Regions from separate parts of the Homo sapiens genome. Here region 2 is linked to region 1. Evidence: chromatin contacts called from ENCODE Hi-C or POLR2A ChIA-PET data. All regions are on one chromosome and are shown on one strand. The core of a region is the stretch at or near the end of the contact, and the rest is flanking DNA. Distances in the headings are between cores, read along the strand shown.

The links. Hi-C counts contacts between places; a loop is a spot of excess contacts on that map. ChIA-PET counts read pairs that join two places held with the same protein, here RNA polymerase II (POLR2A). Pooled maps may share reads with other maps.
Region 2: a loop to region 1 is called in a pooled map, with 2.1 times the contacts of the local background. The contact joins the promoter of SLC7A6 here to the enhancer-like site in region 1. A Hi-C loop is called at or near these places in 1 of 50 pooled maps. POLR2A ChIA-PET finds 5 or more read pairs at or near these places in 2 of 52 experiments (HEK293 and PC-9).

What each region holds. Positions count from the first base shown.
Region 1 is chr16:67,518,942-67,524,059 of GRCh38, reverse strand. The region is part of intron 1 of LOC100505942 (a long non-coding RNA gene); the gene reads left to right. It also overlaps a transcript of RIPOR1 not described here. Among named protein-coding and RNA genes, the nearest start is that of RIPOR1, 7.3 kb to the left of the region's middle. RefSeq lists an enhancer at 2,470-2,729. Within about 2 kb of position 2,424, at least 39 of the 41 ENCODE cell types and tissues checked have a DNase peak (open chromatin) inside an H3K27ac peak, as active enhancers do.
Region 2 is chr16:68,261,657-68,266,774 of GRCh38, reverse strand. It overlaps SLC7A6 (solute carrier family 7 member 6), which reads right to left and starts at 2,249. Exons shown (of 11, transcript NM_003983.6): 1 at 2,199-2,249; 2 at 54-182. It overlaps LOC124903704 (a long non-coding RNA gene), which reads left to right and starts at 2,318. Exons shown (of 3, transcript XR_007065096.1): 1 at 2,318-2,407; 2 at 3,361-3,588; 3 at 4,079-4,114. RefSeq lists an enhancer at 512-1,711 and a silencer at 2,084-2,363.

The DNA of each region.
Region 1 (5,118 bases), core at 1,175-3,674:
CCTCTGAGATGGGCAGTGATGAACATGATGTGTGAGGGGACACTCAAGAGAGTAGGAATTGGTTTAAATGTTTAAGGGTAGGCTGGGTGTGGTAGTGGCTCACACCCGTAATTTCAGCACTTCGGGAGGCAAGGTGGGAGGATGGCTTCAGCCCAGGAGTTAGAGACCAGACTGGGCAATATAGTAAAACCCAGTCTCTACTAAAAACACAAAAATGAGCACGCCATGGTGGCGCATGCCTGTAATCCCAGCTCAAGAGACTGAGGTGGGAGAATCGCTTGAGCCCAGTAGGTTGAGGCTGCAGTGAGCCGTGATTGTGCCACTGCACTCCAGCCTGGGCAACAGAGCGAGACCCTGTCTCAAAAAAAAAAAAAAGTTTAAGGGTAGTTTTTTCAGAATTTATCAGGATGGCAAGTGCAAACCTCCCTTTCACCAAATTTCAGCAAATTTACCCCAAAGAAATAGCTGTTCATGCAGGAAAACATCTGTGCCAAAAGATGTTGACTACTGTTTTTTTTTTTTTTTTTTTTTTTTTTTTATGGAGTCTTGCTCTGTCACTAGGCTGGAGTGCAGTGGCGCGATCTCGGCTCACTGCAACCTCTGCCTCCCGGGTTCAAGCGATTCTCATGCCTCAGCCTCCCGAGTAGCTGGGGTTACAGGCACGCGCCACCATGCCCGGCTAATTTTTGTATTTTTAGTAGAGACAGGGTTTCACCATGTTGGCCAGGCTGGTCTCGAACTCCTGACCTCAGGTGATCCACCTGCCTCGGCCTCCCAAAGTACTGGCTTGTTTAATCAGGGACAGAGGGATGACATAGTCCCGCAGTGGGAGATGGAGGGTAAAGGAGGTGCACATAGGCCTGAGATGTTCCATAGCCACTGCAAATGGATGGCAGGCATGGATTGAGCATGTGCTATGCGCCTGGCATCATTCTGGATGCTGGGGACACAGTGACAGACCAGTTCAGCAAGGCCCCTGCTCTCAAGTTTACACTCTGCCAAAGGAGACTGACAATAAATGAGTTAACATATAAACAAGATGATTTCAGAGAGAGGGAGAGAGGAGAGCTGTGAAGAAGCCAAACCAGGTAATGTGGTTTGGAGTGGTGGGGCTGAGGGGCTGCTTTCGTCAGGTTGGTCAGGGAAGGCCTCTTTGAGGCAGTGACATTGGAGCTGAGACTTGAGTGACAGGAAAGAAACAGTCACTGAACAACCCAGAGGAAGAGTGTCCCAGGCAGAGGGAACAGCAAAGGCGGGGGGTTGGGGGGCTGGGAGGTGAGAATGAGCTAGTGGTAGTTGAGCCATGTGGGCTAGAGGAGAGGTCAGGAGGTGAGGTCTGAGAGGTGAGTGGGGTGAGGGCGGGGTAGGGAGTGAGGGTTTTATATCTGAACATGGAAAGGCACTCAATATAATAAGCATGGTGGAGGCCGGATGCAGTGGCTCATGCCTGTAATCCCAACACTTTGGGTGGCTGAGGCGGGCAGATCATGAGGTCAAGAGATCGAGACCATCCTGGCCAATATGGTGAAACCCCGTCTCTACTAAAAATACAAAAATTGGCCAGGCGCGGTGGCTCACGCCTGTGATCTCAGCACTTTGGGAGGCTGAGGCAGGTGGATCACCTGAGGTCAGGAGTTCGAGACCAGCCTGGCCAATATGGGGATACCCCGTCTCTACTAAAAATACAAAATAAGCCAGGCATGGTGATGTGTGCCTGTAATCCCAGCTACTCGGGAGGCTGAGGCAGGAGAATTGCTGGAACCTGGGAGGCGGAGGTTTCAGTGAGCCGAGATCGCGCCACTGCACTCCAGCCTGGGGAACAGAGCAAGACTCTGTCTCAAAAAAAAAAAAAAAAAAAAAAAAAAAAATCTGGGCGTGGTGGCACACGCCTGTAGTCTCAGCTACTCGGGAGGCTGAGGCAGAAGAATCGCTTGAATCCGGGAGGCAGAGGTTGCAGTGAGCTGAGATCGCACCACTGCACTCCAGCCTGGCGACAGAGCGAGACTCTGTCTCAAACAACAACAACAACAACAAAAAACATGGTGGAGTGGAGAAAGTTCCAGAACAGCCTGCATAGCAGGAATCTCCTCAGGTGAGACCTGCATCCATCGGTCCTGAGAGCCACAATGCCCGTCATCTCTGGGCGTTGTACTTTCATTTGGTTTATTTTCTTCTTTGTATTTATTCATACAAATAATGGTTTGCAATCAACATGGCATCGTTTTCAAAAGCAACATGGCCATTACTTATTGGGCCATCTCCAGGCTGGCCTCTGCACTGAGGAGGTGTAAATTTCTAGGCTTGGCAATCGCTTCCCTGGGGACACCGCCTGAGGCTGGCCAGTGTCGCTGTCATTGTCCCCGCTAGTCCAGCCTCGGCCTCCAGGGGGAGCTGTGAGCTGGGCGGTGCTCTGCTGGTTTGGGCAAGGGGTGGGGCGATTGACTGTGTGTCTCGCGGTCTGGGCTGGGCGTCCTTCCTTCCTTCCTGACTCCTTTCTCCTAAGGGACAAGTGGGAGGGACGTCTTCGCCTCTCCCAGCTCATGGGATGAACTGCTCCCCTGGGACCCTTTCAGCCCAGGCCCCCTGACAAAGGAAGGCTGCAGTGTGTGGTGCATAGTTTATTTCTGTGAGTTGCTAACGCTAGGTGAACTGCTCTGACAGAGATTTGGAGGGTGTGGTGGTAGGAGAGACCCGGCCACCAGGCATCTGGAAATTCCCCCGTCCCATCGGATGACGACCTGGGGCTGAGAATCCCCAGGCGGAACCCGACTCTGCTCCTAAGAAGTAAAGTTGGTCTTTGGCGCCACCGTCTGGGAAGTGTCTACACTGCAGTTACGGACTTGGCAAAATACCGCCAGCTCAAGGGGGTGCCCCTGGCGGCCAGTCCTGGATTCAAGAACAGTCACTGTAGAGTGCAGTGCACAACCTGTTCGGTTCTGTGTGACAGCTCTGCTGACACTCAGACCTGATCACGGATCCTGGGAACCCCACCACTACCATTAAAACCCCCTCCATATGCCAAAGCCTCTTCAAGAGGGAGAAATGCTCCCTGTCCCTCCACTTCTCAGTCCTCTCCTCCTTTGACCTTTCCAGGTGTGTTGGGCACAGCTGGTCCTCCCCATCTTCTGAAGCGTCCTTTGGCTTCTGTGATCCAAGAGAAGGATTTCTAGCTGCTTCTCTGGCTATCTCCCTTCATGCCCCTCAGTGAGCTCCTCCAGGAGCTCAACCCCCTTACCTCATTTTTTTTTTTCTTTTTTTTTGAGATGGAGTCTCACTCTGTCGCCTAGGCTGTAGTGCAGTGGCACTATCTCGGCTCACTGCCACCTCTGCTTCCTAGGTTTAAGCGATTCTCCTGCCTCAGCCTCCTGAGTAGCTGGGATTACAGGTGCACACCCCATGCCCAGCTAATTTTTGTATTTTTAGTAGAGACGGGGTTTCACCATGTTGGTCAGTCTGCTCTCAAACTCTTGACCTAATGATCTGCCTGCCTCGGCCTCCCAAAGTGCTAGGATTACAGGCGTGACCCACAGCACCTAGCCACACCTCATTCTTGATACTTCTCTCCAGGGTACAACTTCAGGGCCTCTTTTCTTTTTTCTCTTCTCTTCTCTTCTCTTCTCTTATCTTCTCTTCTCTCTTTTCCATCCCTTCCTTCCTTCCTTTTCTTTTCTTTTTTTTTTTTGAGATGGGGTCTCACTGTCACCAGGTTGGAGTGCAGTGGCGCGATCTCAGCTCACTGCAACTTCTGCCTCCCAGGCTCAAGTGATCCTCCCACCTCAGCGTCCTGAGTAGCTGGGACCACAGGCACACACAACCATGCCCGGCTAAATTTTTTTGTATTTTTGGTACAGACAGGGTTTCACCATGTTGTCCAGGCTGGTCTTGAACTCCTGAGCTCAAGTGATCTGCTAACCTCAGCCTCCCAAAGTGCTGGGATCACAGGCATGAGCCACTGCACTCGGCCCTCAGAGTCTTTTTTTTTTTTTTTTTTTTTTTTGAGACGGAGTTTTGCTCTTGTGACCCAGGCTGGAGTTCAATGGCGCCATCTCGGCTCACTGCAACCTCTGCCTCCCAGGTTCAAGCAATTCTTCTGCCTCAGCCTCCCGAGTAGCTGGGATTACAGGTGCCCGCCACCACACCCGGCTAATTTTTGTATTTTTAGTAGAGACAGGGTTTCACCATGTTGGCCAGGCTGGTCTCAAGCTCCTGACCTCAGGTGATCCATCTGCCTCGGCCTCCCACAGTGCTGGGATTACAGGCGTGAGCCACCGCACTGGCCAGAGCCTCCTTTTTGTTCCCACAGTGATGACTTGAGTCTCATCCCCCACATCTCTTGCTCCACTTCCCCCACTTAGGATGACCTTCGGACACCTCCAAATCCATTGTGTAAAGTCAGCCCCATCTCCTCCCTTCAGAACTGCCCTCCCTCCTGGGTCCCCATGTAATCTTTCCCCAGACCTCTTCCCTGACACCCTCCAGCCACCAAGTGAGTCCCCTCTTCCCTATGCCCACTTTCCTGCCCTTGGCTAGACTATCACTTGCCAAGGATACACATCACTCGGTGTCCTTGTTCATTGTCCACGCAGCAGCTGGATGACCTCTGCCCGTGGGACCTGTCTCTCCTCACTTCCCCACTGGCCCCTCACCCCTGGCCAGTTCCTCCTTAGGAGGGCGTAGTTCCAGCTGGACTGAACTTCTTTGTGTCCCTGGATACACCCTGCCTTCCCTACCTCTCCATCTTTGCACAGGGTGGGCCCTGAAGTGTTTTTTTTTTTTTTTTGAAACAGAGTCTTTCTCTGTTGCCCAGGCTGGAGTGCAGTGGCACAATCTCCACTCACTGCAACCTCCGCCTCCCAGGTTCAAGCAATTCTCATGCCTCAGACTCCCAAGTAGCTGGCACTACAAATGTGCATCAGCACGCGTAGTAGTGCATTTTTAGTAGAGGCCGGGTTTCATCGTGTTGTCCAGGCTGGTCTCAAACTCCTGACCTCAGGTGATCCACCCACCTCAGCCTCCCAAATTACTGGGATTACAGGCATGAGCCACTGCGCCTGGCCTGGGCCGTACAGTTGAATGCCTTTTCCTCTTTCCTTCGCCTAACTGCTGCTCACCCTTGAG
Region 2 (5,118 bases), core at 1,000-3,499, 740 kb before region 1:
AAACTCTTTGTAAATCACACAAACAAAAGAAAAGACAGCGCAACAATATTCACCTGTCAAGAAATACGCGAACATCACACTTTCATAAGCCACCTCCTCATAAATGGGTCCAGTACTGAGAAGGAAATGAAGTCCCCTGCAGCAAGGCCTAATTCCACTTGTCTGCCTCGGCCACATAAACTCTGCAACAAAGAGTGGGAGGGAACTGATCAAAAAATGAACTCTTTTAACCTGAGAAAGCTGATTTAAATATATATATATATGTAATTATTTTTAATTAACCAAGAAAGCAGCAGAATGATATTTCCTTGTAAAATCTAAATTTTACATGCCCGGCAGGGGCAGTCCTAATTACTAGCAGGTTCCATGACACCCACAGGGTGGGTATAACTGAAGTAGCCAGCCCAAACCTGTCAGAGAACTGGCCTTGTCACATTAAATCATGTAAGTCTAGGCAGCTCTGGGGCCCCAGGTCCCGTGGGCACCGTTTACATAACTTTTTTTCTTTTTTTTTGGAGATGGAGTCTCGCTCTGTTGCCCAGGCTAGAGTGCAATGGCGCAATCTTGGCTCACTGCAACCTCCGCCTCCCGGGTTCAAGCCATTCTCCTGCCTCAGCCTCCCGAGTAGGTGGGACTACAGGTGCCCACCACCACACCTGGCTCAATTTTTGTATTTTTAGTAGAGACGGGATTTCACCATGTTAGCCAGGATGGTCTCGATCTCCTGACCCCGTGATCCGCCTGCCTCGGCCTCCCAAAGTGCTGGGATTACAGGACTGAGCCACCGCGCCCGGCCTGCATAACTTTTTTAGAAACTAATATACATCCAAGAAATTACAGCAGGAAGCACAAAGGTCAGGAAATTTCTTCTACTAAGAAGTTCCAGGGAGATGGGGATCATAAAACCGGTATATGCAATAAAAATACATCCACGGCCAAATAGGGAAGGAGGACAAGGAGAGGAAGAGAGGAGAAAATCAGGCTGGTGGTTTTCCACACACTTGCCAGGAAAATAAACTCCAGTGTAACGACTTGAATAACGATCTGAGATCAAAGTTGGGAAGCAAAAGCCGTCTGCGCAGCACACATGGGACCTGAGTAATGCAGGCAGCCTGGGCAGGTCCCCAAAAGGCCTCACCGCCACCAAAAAGAGGTGGAACTGATATAAGGAAGTACTCACAGCCTTTCAAGTCTGCTCCTCCCAGATCTGAAATCTGGGAGCAGTTCTGAGAGACAAGCCCCGGATGGCTGGGCACTGAACAGCCGCCCTGCGAGATGAGCTGCCCTGGCTTTTTCCCCTATCAAGGGCAGAGACTGAATTCTTTTTAACTGTGTCACCAAGCCCAGGGCATACAAGAGGTACTCAAAAACGTGTTCGCCGACACCCTGATTCCTATTTATACTGACCATTACACAACATGTTTGCTTAGAGCCCAGCAAAGAATTTTCAGAATGTTTCACGTCTATCTCCCCACATTCAGGAGAGATAGTCACACAAGATGACAGGCTATAGGGACGCTCAAAAGAGCCATAATCACCAGGGGCACGCGGGTTCCCCAGCGCCAGCAGCCCAACGCTCCAGGCTCCAGCACGCCACAAAACCTTGCGGCATTCTCTAAAGTAAAAGGACTGATTTTAAAATGATAATCGTCATTCTTGCGACAGCCCCAGGAAGCCTGGCTCCTGAGGTCCTGAGCCCGCGTCTTTCTTTGCCCCACCGCGGCCGCCACACAGCACAGGTTCTCCGTCCTGCAGTCGGAGGCGCAGTCACAGCCCCACTCAGGGTCACCGTCGCACAGTCTCACGCTCGCGGCGCGGCCCGCGCACTCAGCGTCCCGGTCACCCTCGCACCTGGGGTTTCCCTCTCCACACACACCCCCGGTCTCCCTCACACTCGCCGCGTCGCCAGCACACCCCAAGACTGGCTCCCTCGCGGTCACCATCAGCCTCCGGGGCTCGCACCCATACAGCGTTTCTCCCACACTCGGCCCTCACGCTCGAGGTCCCTCTCTCCTCGTGGCGCCCCCCCTCACCCGCAGCGCCTCTCGCGCGGCCCCGATCGGCCAGCCCCGCGCTGTTTCTGGGCCGCATCCCGCTCCCGACGGCGGCAGCGAAGACCCACAGGGTTCGGCTCCCACAGAACGCGGCCCAGCCCCGGCCCCGCTCCCGGCGCGCCCGCCCATGGCCCAGCCCGTTACCTCCCAGTGGCCCGGCGCCGCCAGGATGCTCGGTCGCGCCGCCGCCGCCGCGGCAGCTCAGGCCCCGCCCCGCCACGTCACCCGCCGCCGGATCGCGACAGCGCGCGCCGCGTCGGGACACAGTTCCGTGCGGGGCCAGCTGGCGGCGGCGCTTCCGGGCCCCCGTGGCCGCCACGGCCTGGCCGGTACGGGGTCCGCCGGCCCAGAACGTGAGCGTGGACGCCAGACAGCCCCCAGCTGCCTCGTCAGGGCTCGAGCAGCCCGTGAACTGGGCCCGGCCACGCTCGCCGCCCTGGAGTTAGATGGGGCCTCCGAGGGCGTCCACAGCGGACATTCCCGCGGGGAGCTCTCATCGGCCCCCGCACCCCGTTCCTATCTCGCACTTGACCTGGGCCCGACGCCCAGGGCGCCCCCTACAGCTCACACAGGGATCCAAACGGCCTCCGCCGCCGGGCCACTGCCACTCGCAGTCTAGGAACCCCAGGAAGACACACACTCTGGGGACTTGTCCAAACACACGCACAGCTCAGACTCGTAGCCCTTGAGGCCCCCGCACCCACAAAGAAACTGCAGGCTCCCTTTGCCAACCCCAGGCCTCCCTGGGGCTCTGTCCTCATCTTCCCAAGAGGGCTGCCACCCCTCTTGGGGGAGCTGCACCTCCTGCCCCCCCTCTTGGGGGAGCTGCACCTCCTGCCCCCTTCCCCTCCCTCTGTTTGCTCCTCCATCTTTCTCTCGAGTTCCTTTTCCTCTGGTGGCTCTGGGGCTCTCTGTCTAGAGCCTCCTGACCTCATGGGCGCCTGAGCCCTCCTCCGAAATTTCCTGTCCACACCTCAAGCACTGACTTTCTCCAGGGCCCTGGAATCTTTTCCCCCAGCCTTATGACCACAAGTACACGTCCTCTGGTTCCAGACCATACCCAAGACCCTGCTCCCTGCCACCCAGTGACAGGGACCCAGCCAGAGATGGGTAGCACCTCAGACCCTTCCTCCCCACTCCTCCCACGGCCTATACCTCGTTTTCTTCTCCCCAGCCACAACGGCTTCTCAATCCCTATCCTGCTCCCCTTACCCCATCTCCACAGAGTAGGGGATGCTCCTAGAATACAGATTGCGATGACTTTGTATCTCCCCTGCCTAAAACCCTTCCATTCTCCTCTCTGCAGGCCTGGGATGACAATACTTGAGGAATCCTCGCTGGTGCTGCCCTCCTGCCCTCTGCTTGGAACCCCTCCCCTAAGTGTCAGTGAGTGGACGTATATATTTGGATCAATCGAGTTGCACCCTTTGCCTCCCAGATCAGTTCCTCCGGCCTCCCTGGCTGAGCAGAAGGACAGCTCTGGACACTTGTGTCAGCACCCAGCCCACGTGTCCCTGCCACAGCTTCATATAAGGTATGCCGGCTCAGCCGGGCCTGGTGGCTCACGCCTGTAATCCTACAACTTTGGGAGGCTGAGGCAGGCAGATCACCTTGAGGTCAGGAGTTCGAGACCAGCCTGACCAACATGGAGAAACCCCGTCTCTACTAAAAATACAAAATTAGCCGAGTGTGGTGGCACATGCCTGTAATCGCAGCTACTCAGGAGGCTGAGGCAGGAGAATCGCTTTAACCCAGGAGGCAGAGGTTGCAGTAAGCCGAGATCGCGCCATTGCACTCCAGCCTGGGCAATAAGAGCGAAAGTCTATCTCAAAAAAAAAAAAAAAAAAACACCATATGCCAGCTCCGTCTGGCTTTGCAGTCTCATACCCAGTTACGTAGCCCATCAGCTGAAAGCCCAATGTACACCACACCCTGAATCAGATGTTCTCCAACACCATCAGTGTTCCTCAGGACCACCCTGCAGGATACATTTATTTGTAACCATTCTTTTCTTTTGCTTTTAGAGATCTTGCTGTTGCCCAGGCTGGAGTGCAATGGCTATTCACAGGTGTGATCATAGCTCACTGCAGCCTCGAACTCCTGGTTTCAAGCGATCTTCCTGCCTCAGCTTCCTACTTGGGACTACAGATTTATTTCATCTTTTTTTTTTTTTTTGAGATGTATCTCGCTCTGTCTTGCTCAGGCTGGAGTGCAGTGGTGCCATCTTGGCTCACTGCAGCCTCCGCCTCCCAGGTTCCAGTGATTCTCCTGTCTCGGCCTCCAGAGTAGCTAGGACCACAAGGCATGTGCCACCACACCTGACTAATTTTGTATTTTTAGTAGATATGGGGTTTCACCATGTTGGCCAGGCTGGTCTTGAACTCCTGACCTCATGTGATCCACCCTCCTTGGCCTCCCAAAGTGCTGGGCTCACAGGCGTGAACCATGGCGCCCGGCCTATTTCACCTTTAGAGATAAAGTCTTGCCCAGGCTGGTCTCAAACTCCTGGGCTCAAGCGATCCTCCCACCTTAGCCTCCTGAGTAGGTGGAACTATAAGCGTGAGCCAATGCACCCAGATGTCCCCATTCTTTGGATGAGGAAACTGAGGGTCAGGAGGCTCCCCAGACAACTTGGCTGGAGCTAGTAGAGCTGAGATTTGAACCCTAGTATGCTGATCCTTAAGCCTCCTCTGATTCCATGCCCTTTCTCTCTGCAGCTATGAAACTGAGGGTGATGGTGAAGCTAAAATGGGTCAGGGATGAGTGGGGTGCCATGAGTAGGGGGGTGTCAGGGCCAAGCAGGGAGTCAGGTTGGGCAGGGCCTGGGGTGAAGCTCCCTTTCATGTTGTCATCCTTTTACTGAGGCCAGAGCTGCAGCTGGACCCCAGTATTTTTACCACAGGCATTTTTACCCCCACTCTGGGTCACCTCGTCCTTCCAGGTTTGGCTAACAGGTGGTTCAGTGAGAGGGTTCAGGGCGCCCTCTTGTGGCCCCTGGTGTATCAAAGTCTGGCGCCCCAGCTTGTGGGGCTGAGTTAAGACAGAACTGGGTACCGGCTGGGCT